Regions from separate parts of the Homo sapiens genome. Here region 1 is linked to region 2. A link is a contact called in ENCODE Hi-C or POLR2A ChIA-PET data. All regions are on one chromosome and are shown on one strand. The core of a region is the stretch at or near the end of the contact, and the rest is flanking DNA. Distances in the headings are between cores, read along the strand shown.

Region 1 (3,658 bases), core at 407-2,906, 450 kb after region 2:
GGTGGCCGTTTCACAGTCAAAATTATCCCAGAGAATTGTTTATATTAAAAACAGGCTGAGAATAGTTTGACCTCTGATCACCAAAAAACCTGGAGGATAAACATTCATCTGTCAAGATTTCTCTGGAAAATCCCTGCGCTGCTTCAAAGAGACAGAACAAAGGTAAATAGCATCTGCCACCCAAATCTTGCTGAATAGAGTGATTTATCTTCAGGCCTACTAGCCGGCGACAGGAGCGCACCTCCTCCCTTCTCCTAGCTGTCCCGGGTTTATTCATTCCCTGAGCCTGAATCCTGATAAGGGAGCAGAGTAGGGTTTAAGACCTCGGACCCCAGAATACACCACTGCAATTGAATTTTGGTTCCACCTTAAGGTAAACTACGCAGCTGCTGTGAGCCTCAGTTTCCCTACCTATAGAAAGAGGATCGTAGTGGGGAATTGTTGCAGGGGTTAAATGAGATTGTACGGATCGTGGAGCAGCGCCTGGCGTGTGGTAAACGCTCAACTTATGCGGGTTGTAACTGCCTGAGGCGTTTCCTTCGGCGCGCCACTTGGCCTTCTCTTTCTAAATATTAGCATAATAAATATAAATGGACCCAGAACGCGAGGGGGCAGGGGCCACGTGATCGCTCCACGAAAGCCACTTGTAGGGACCTTTAGAGAGTTAGCAATAAGGCTGGAGAAGGAAAAGCCGGCGCGCCCGCGGCCCGCGCGATTTCCCGCCGAGCCCGCGTCCCCGGCGGCGGGCGGGCTCCGGGGGCGCCCGGGCCGCGGCGGCGGCGGCGGCGCGAGCTGCGCCTCCGGGCCGGTGAATCATCCCGGCAGACACCAAGAGCCGCGGCAGCAGAGAGGAGCGCTGAAACATGGCTGAAGCGGCCACGGGCTTTCTGGAGCAGCTCAAGTCCTGCATAGTTTGGTCTTGGACGTATCTGTGGACCGTGTGGTTCTTCATCGTGCTATTCCTGGTCTACATCCTGCGGGTGCCTTTGAAAATCAACGACAACTTGAGCACAGGTAAGGCCTGGGAGCCGGGCCCGCGGCGCCCACCCCTCCCCCGCCCCGGAAAGTTAGTGCAACTCGCGCGGGGCCGCGGCCAGGCGCGCGCTCGGGGACGCGCCGGGGCCCGCGCACCGGAGGCCCGCGGCTACCCGCCAGCAACGCGGCGGCTTAGGCGGCGGGGCCGGGCAGCTGGGCGCGCGGGGGCGGCCGGTGGCCTTCACGGCCCCGCGGAGGAAGAGCTGCGCCGCGCACAGCCCGCAAGGCGGGCCGGGCCGGGCCGGCAGCCGCCCTGCTGCGTCGCTGGTGGTCGGGAGACGGAGAAGAACGGGTGTCGCGGGCGAAGGAGTTCCCAGGACACCCCCTCGGGTGTCTGCGCCGGAACTCCGAGGGTTCCCCGGAGTTAGACCGAGTCCTTCCTCACGCCCTCCCGGCTGTGGGTGCCAAGCGGCCGAAGTGTGGTCGGGGAGGCGCCCTCCCGCCCGGCCGCGGAGGCCCGAGGGCGGCTGCCGGAGGGTGCTCGGCGGCGAAGCCCCCTGACCCGGCCGGGCTGTCCGGGCGGCGCCCTCCGTGGCCCGGAGTTGCGTCTTGCCGGGCGTGGGGCTGTCTCTCTGGTTGGGTAGTGGGGAGAGGGGTTCCCGAAGGCACTCTTGGGAGTGTATGGATGACGTGTCAGGTCACCAAATGGATTGTCGAAGGGACCGGAGGGAAGAGGGGAGAGCTGGAATTTCTGAGGGTTTCGGTTGCAGTTTTCAGTGATCTTTGCTCGTCTCCCTTCCCTGTAAAGCTACATATGCTCAGCAAGTGCCGCGTGCCTCCCATCCTTGGTCGGTGGTAAATGCAGGAGGTAATTAACAGGATCTTCACAAACTTGGAGCCAGCCCACTGAGTCGTTAAAAAAACACCCGCAAAGAAAACACACGAGCCTTAACACTCCAGAGAGTTCCGAAACACAAAGTAAATTTCGAGCTAAGGGTTACAGTCCTTTAAATCTGGAAATTTCAAGGTAGAGTGTTTTTGTTTTTGTTTTAAATTTTAATTTCACAGTACTGGGAAATTCTTACAGTCCTGAAGATATATACATATGTACACATATATATCTTCCCTTGTTAATCTCCATACTCTGGGAGTGCAAGTCTGGAAATGCATTTTCCTCAGGTGTTTAGCTGCATTAAAACGCTTTTTAAAACGCTTGAGATAATGTACTCATTTTGTTAGGAAACTTGTACCTTTCAGATACTAACTTAAGTATTTTGATTACTAACTTGAACTCATGTTCATATTTACATTTGTTTTGTAGTATCCCTCGGGATCGTGTCCCTGGGAGGCGGATAGGATTCAGCACTCTAGAATTGTCTCACCATTTGAATAGGTGCTGCTCAGCCCTTTTGAGTCTGTCATCGGAAAGACCATGGCTTTCTCGCTTTTCATCTTTTTGGATGGCTGCTTGTCGCAATATTGTCTTCTTCGCTTTAGACAAGTATGTCTCCAGGATACCTTCTGGTCTCAAAGTTCTATACCTTTAAGAAGTTGTTTGAATATATGTTTTAATGGAATTACGTATTTGTTGGTAACAGTGTTAGTCTGTTTTGTGCTGCTGTAACAGAATACCACAGATTGGGTAATTTTTAAAGAACACATTTTATTTCTTGTAGTTCAGGAGTCAGGGAAGTCTTGAGATCAAGGGACTGGCATGTGGGGAGGTCCTTCTTGCTGTCATCCCTTGGTGGAAGGTGGAAGGGTAAGAGAACATGAGAAAACAAGAGGGGGCCCACTTTCACTTTTATAACAAACCTACTCCCTCAATAACAAAATTAATTCATTCTTGAAGGCAGAGCCTTCATGACCTAATTACCACTCACAGGTCCCACCTTTCAACACTTTTGCACTTGGGATTTTCAAACACACTAGTTTTTAAAATATTAATGTTTCTCCTTATTACACACTTAAAATTTTATTTCATGATATACATTTGTATATCACATTTTCATCAGGTTAAATAATTACCCATGTATATATGTGTAAGTGTCACATCCAGTGCTCTGTGCAGATCAGGCAAGAAGCAAAATATCTACTGGGAAAATGTGTACTTCTTAAGGAAGGGCATTGTTAGGTCTTCTAGCAATTTAAATCTAGCATTTCTCAGAGATGCCTTTGTTAATTTGTGTAGGGGCAGTTCTAAGAGATAGCGAAAATATGAAGATGAACGTGCCATCCGGGCTGTACCTTGCTAGACACATGATAGAAGACCTGATGATGCTGGACTTTTCAGTTTGGTTTCATGCTCATTTCAGTCATAAAGAAAGATAAAAGGGGAAGCACACAGAGAGCACTCACCTCTCTGCTGTTTTTATGAGAGGGTAGCAGGATCTGGGGTGGGAGGAGGACTTTGGCATTAATTTTGAGACATGAAATTATAGCCACAAACCACCCTAGAACAGTTTAGGTTTTTCAAAAAACAGTTGCAGACATTAGAGGCCTATTTTCTTCCCTTTTAAGTAACAGTGAGAAGTTATAGTAGGAAAACTGCCAAAAGGTTGTTGTCAACTTAATTCCCTCCTTTCCTTGCCAATTCCCCTCCCCTTTGGGAAAAAGTTTCTGTACTGAAGTTATTGGCAAGGAAGGCCCAGGGAGAAAGAAGTCATTAGCCAGCACCCCTGAG
Region 2 (3,266 bases), core at 194-2,693:
GCAATACCTACTACATGCCTACTTTGAGCTCTGAGCAACCTGCACCTCAAGCCTAGTTCTCATTGTTTTGCTTTTGGCAAATTTTCACTAAGTGCCCTTCCTCCCCAAACACACGTATATGTCTACCAGACCCTAAAGCCCTTTATGAACATGCAAACTCCTCCCTTCTGAAAACCTTTGCGTGAGTGGTCAGCAGGCTAATTCATCCATTGCAATGTGGCTTTGTGTTAGGGTTCTGTTTCCGTGCTGCCTGCAAGATAATCACAGATGTGACTGCATCTTAGAAGTTCCTGAATCTTTCAAGACAGTCTGGTTCACAAGAAAATTAAAAGGTGGAGGTCGGGCGCGGTGGCTCACGCCTGCAATCCCAGCACTTTGGGAGGCCGAGGCGGGCGGATCACCTGAGGTTGGGAGTTCGAAACCAGCCTGACCAACATGGGGAAACCCCGTCTCTGCTAAAAATACAAAATTAGCCAGGCGTGGTGGTGCATGCCTGTAATCCCAGCTACTCGGGAGGCTGAGGCAGGAGAATCGCTTGAACCCGGGAGGCAGAGGTTGCGATGAGCCGAGATCGTGCCATTGCACTCCAGCCTGGGCAACAAGAGCGAAACTCTGCCACACACACACAAACACACACACACACACACACACGGTGTAGTTTAGGAAGTAAAAAAAAAAAAAAAAAAAAAATCAGATCTCCCCTCACACCTCAGATCTGAAGGCACAAACTCTAGGGCCAGGGCGTTCGCCTACCCAACTCCACATGCACTTGCAGGTCACCTAGCACTCAGGTACCTAGCACTCAGGTACATTGTGGCTCCTTACCTCTCACGACAGCAGCAACAACGTTGATTGGAAGTTTATCACTGTGTGTTACGGGCCATGGGCCATGTGTGTTAGAATTTTATGTGAAATTAACATTTAATTCTCACGGACACCCCTGAAACAGATGCCACAGCCCCCATTTTGCCAACGAGGCAGCTGAGGTTCCCAGAGGCTCAATACCAGCACCATGAGCCGCAGCACGCAAGGCAAACACAGCCGGAGGTGAGCACATACCTGCTTCGCACCCCATGCGCCTAACCACAAGGTTCCCTCCCTCCAGGAAGGCCGTTGTCTTCCCTGGGACGACTTGCCAGCTCTGAGGCATGACAGTACGGGCCCCCAGAAGGGTGACCAGGAGGCCCTCCTCGTCCCAGCTGCCGGCGTCGCCGCCCACTGCAGGGCCCGGGCTGTGACTCGTGGGGACGGTTCCCTGCGCCCCGGCGGGGGAGGTGGGCGGGGAGGGGCGGCGGGGCGCCGGGGCGGGGCTCGGGACGGCCGGGCTGGGAGCTGGAGCCCACAGCGGGAAGCGGCCGCCGCCCGGGCCTCGCAGGGCTAGGCGAGGCGAGGGGGGGCGGGGCCGGGCGCTACGGGAAGGGGAGGCCGCGCGGACCGGGAGCCGCACCGCGCCAGCCGGGCTGCAGCGGCCGCGCACCAAGGCTGCGATGGGGCTGGAGACGGAGAAGGCGGACGTACAGCTCTTCATGGACGACGACTCCTACAGCCACCACAGCGGCCTCGAGTACGCCGACCCCGAGAAGTTCGCGGACTCGGACCAGGACCGGGATCCCCACCGGCTCAACTCGCATCTCAAGGTGAAGCCCGGGGCGGGCGGGCCCAAGTCCCCGCTGAGGCCGGGAGGTGCGGGCGCCCCTCAGCCCCGCCCTAACCCGTCCCACCATTGCTACCGGGTCGGCCCCGCAGGGTCTGAGACCCGCACCCTTCCCCGGTCCCACCCGTCACCAGGCCGCCCGCGTAGCCAGGAATTCTTAGCCAGGTTCCTGTGCGCCCACCGTGACCCTAAGAGAAGAGGCGGACGCCCTGGCACGTCCTTCCCTCCTGCTTCCCCCGCCCAAAGCGCTCCCGGTTCCCGGGGCGTCAGGTTGGCTGACAGTTCGGGGTCCCTGCGTCCTGTCTCCTCAGCTGGGCTTCGAGGATGTGATCGCAGAGCCGGTGACTACGCACTCCTTTGACAAAGTGTGGATCTGCAGCCATGCCCTCTTTGAAATCAGCAAATACGTAATGTACAAGTTCCTGACGGTGTTCCTGGCCATTCCCCTGGCCTTCATTGCGGGAATTCTCTTTGCCACCCTCAGCTGTCTGCACATCTGGTGAGACGGGGCACACCGGGTGGACCGGCTTTCTGAAACATGGGCATATTCTCCGCCACCTGCCCCCTACTCTCCTCTTATCCCAGGCCGGCGTCAGGAGGAGGAACGCGCATCAGTTCCCAAGCAGTAGGAAGAACTGGAAGGCCTTGAAAGGCAATGCGCTTCCTTTAGAATAACAGTTTGGGCTTGGAGTTTCAACAGGAGAAAGAATGTCGGTCTTTCCTGGGGTGTGATTTTCCTTGCATACATAAGGCTGGGCTGAGTGTGGAGGCGGGTACCTGGAAGCCACACTTCTTACCACAGGCTGCTCTCGGGGCCCTGTTGTGACTCGTACCTGCGGTTCTGGGCAGGACTCTTCTTTCTTTCATTGCCTTTTATTCAGTCACTGCCTGTGCTTGGGGTAAAACAAAAGTGATCTCTGAGCAGAATGCCGCTGACAGTAGAATTGGATGAGGATGTCAGACCTGGTTAAGCAGTAGTGTGGAGGGGCTGCTTCAACTTTGCCCCTGGCAGATGGCAAGGATGGGACCCAGAGGAAAGGGAGGTGTGTGCAGTTAAGGCGAGGGTCCCCCCCAGTACAAACGAATGAAAACTCCAGCTGCGGGATAATGAATGAGAAGGCCTCCAAATTACTTTTTCACTGATGAAACACAAATGGAAGTGGCATATAATTAAAGGGGAAAGAAATATGGAAGCCCACTGTATATTGATAGGATATTTTGAGTAACTCTATTCATACTCAAAATGTGTCCTAAACTGTAGAGAACTTTCTTAAGCATCTTTTAAATTTTTTATGGAAAATGTCATATTTTACCAATAAATGTTGTTGTGTTAGAAAATATCCACTTTAATCTGAGAGGAAGAATATTCAGATCATCCCCAGTATCACAACAGTTGTCACGCTAGTGCTTCAGGTTAGTCCTGGTGAAAGGTATAACCCAAGGTACCTCCGTGTCTTTCTTACACCTTTTATGATATTGCCACACCCTGATAAATACTCGGTGTTCATTGTTAGAAGTTACCAATTTATCCTTTATTTCTCTATACCACCTGAATCTTAATTTATTTAGTCAGTTAGCTAGCTAGTTAGTTCAACAAACTTTAAATTGATTG

The links. Hi-C counts contacts between places; a loop is a spot of excess contacts on that map. ChIA-PET counts read pairs that join two places held with the same protein, here RNA polymerase II (POLR2A). Pooled maps may share reads with other maps.
Region 1: a map of K562 shows a loop between it and region 2 (2.1-fold over the local background). The contact joins the promoter of ST7-AS1 here to the promoter of CAV2 in region 2. A Hi-C loop is called at or near these places in 1 of 168 maps with a recorded cell type or tissue (K562) and 2 of 50 pooled maps. POLR2A ChIA-PET finds 5 or more read pairs at or near these places in 1 of 52 experiments (PC-3).

Annotation. Positions count from the first base shown.
Region 1 is chr7:116,952,678-116,956,335 of GRCh38, forward strand. ST7-AS1 (ST7 antisense RNA 1) reads right to left here and starts at 1,657. Exons shown (of 1, transcript NR_002330.1): 1 at 1-1,657. It overlaps ST7 (suppression of tumorigenicity 7), which reads left to right and starts at 824. Exons shown (of 16, transcript NM_001369598.1): 1 at 824-1,014. The coding sequence starts at 864. It overlaps ST7-OT4 (ST7 overlapping transcript 4), which reads left to right and starts at 1,171. Exons shown (of 5, transcript NR_002329.2): 1 at 1,171-1,432; 2 at 1,784-2,002; 3 at 2,297-2,476. RefSeq lists enhancers at 370-479, 895-1,818 and silencers at 740-809, 1,020-1,219, 1,280-1,579, 3,177-3,436.
Region 2 is chr7:116,498,295-116,501,560 of GRCh38, forward strand. It overlaps CAV2 (caveolin 2), which reads left to right and starts at 1,444. Exons shown (of 3, transcript NM_001233.5): 1 at 1,444-1,637; 2 at 1,966-2,153. The coding sequence starts at 1,488. CAV2-DT (CAV2 divergent transcript) reads right to left here and starts at 1,222. Exons shown (of 3, transcript NR_188012.1): 1 at 1,060-1,222. RefSeq lists enhancers at 459-960, 1,007-1,146 and silencers at 1,327-1,416, 3,201-3,266.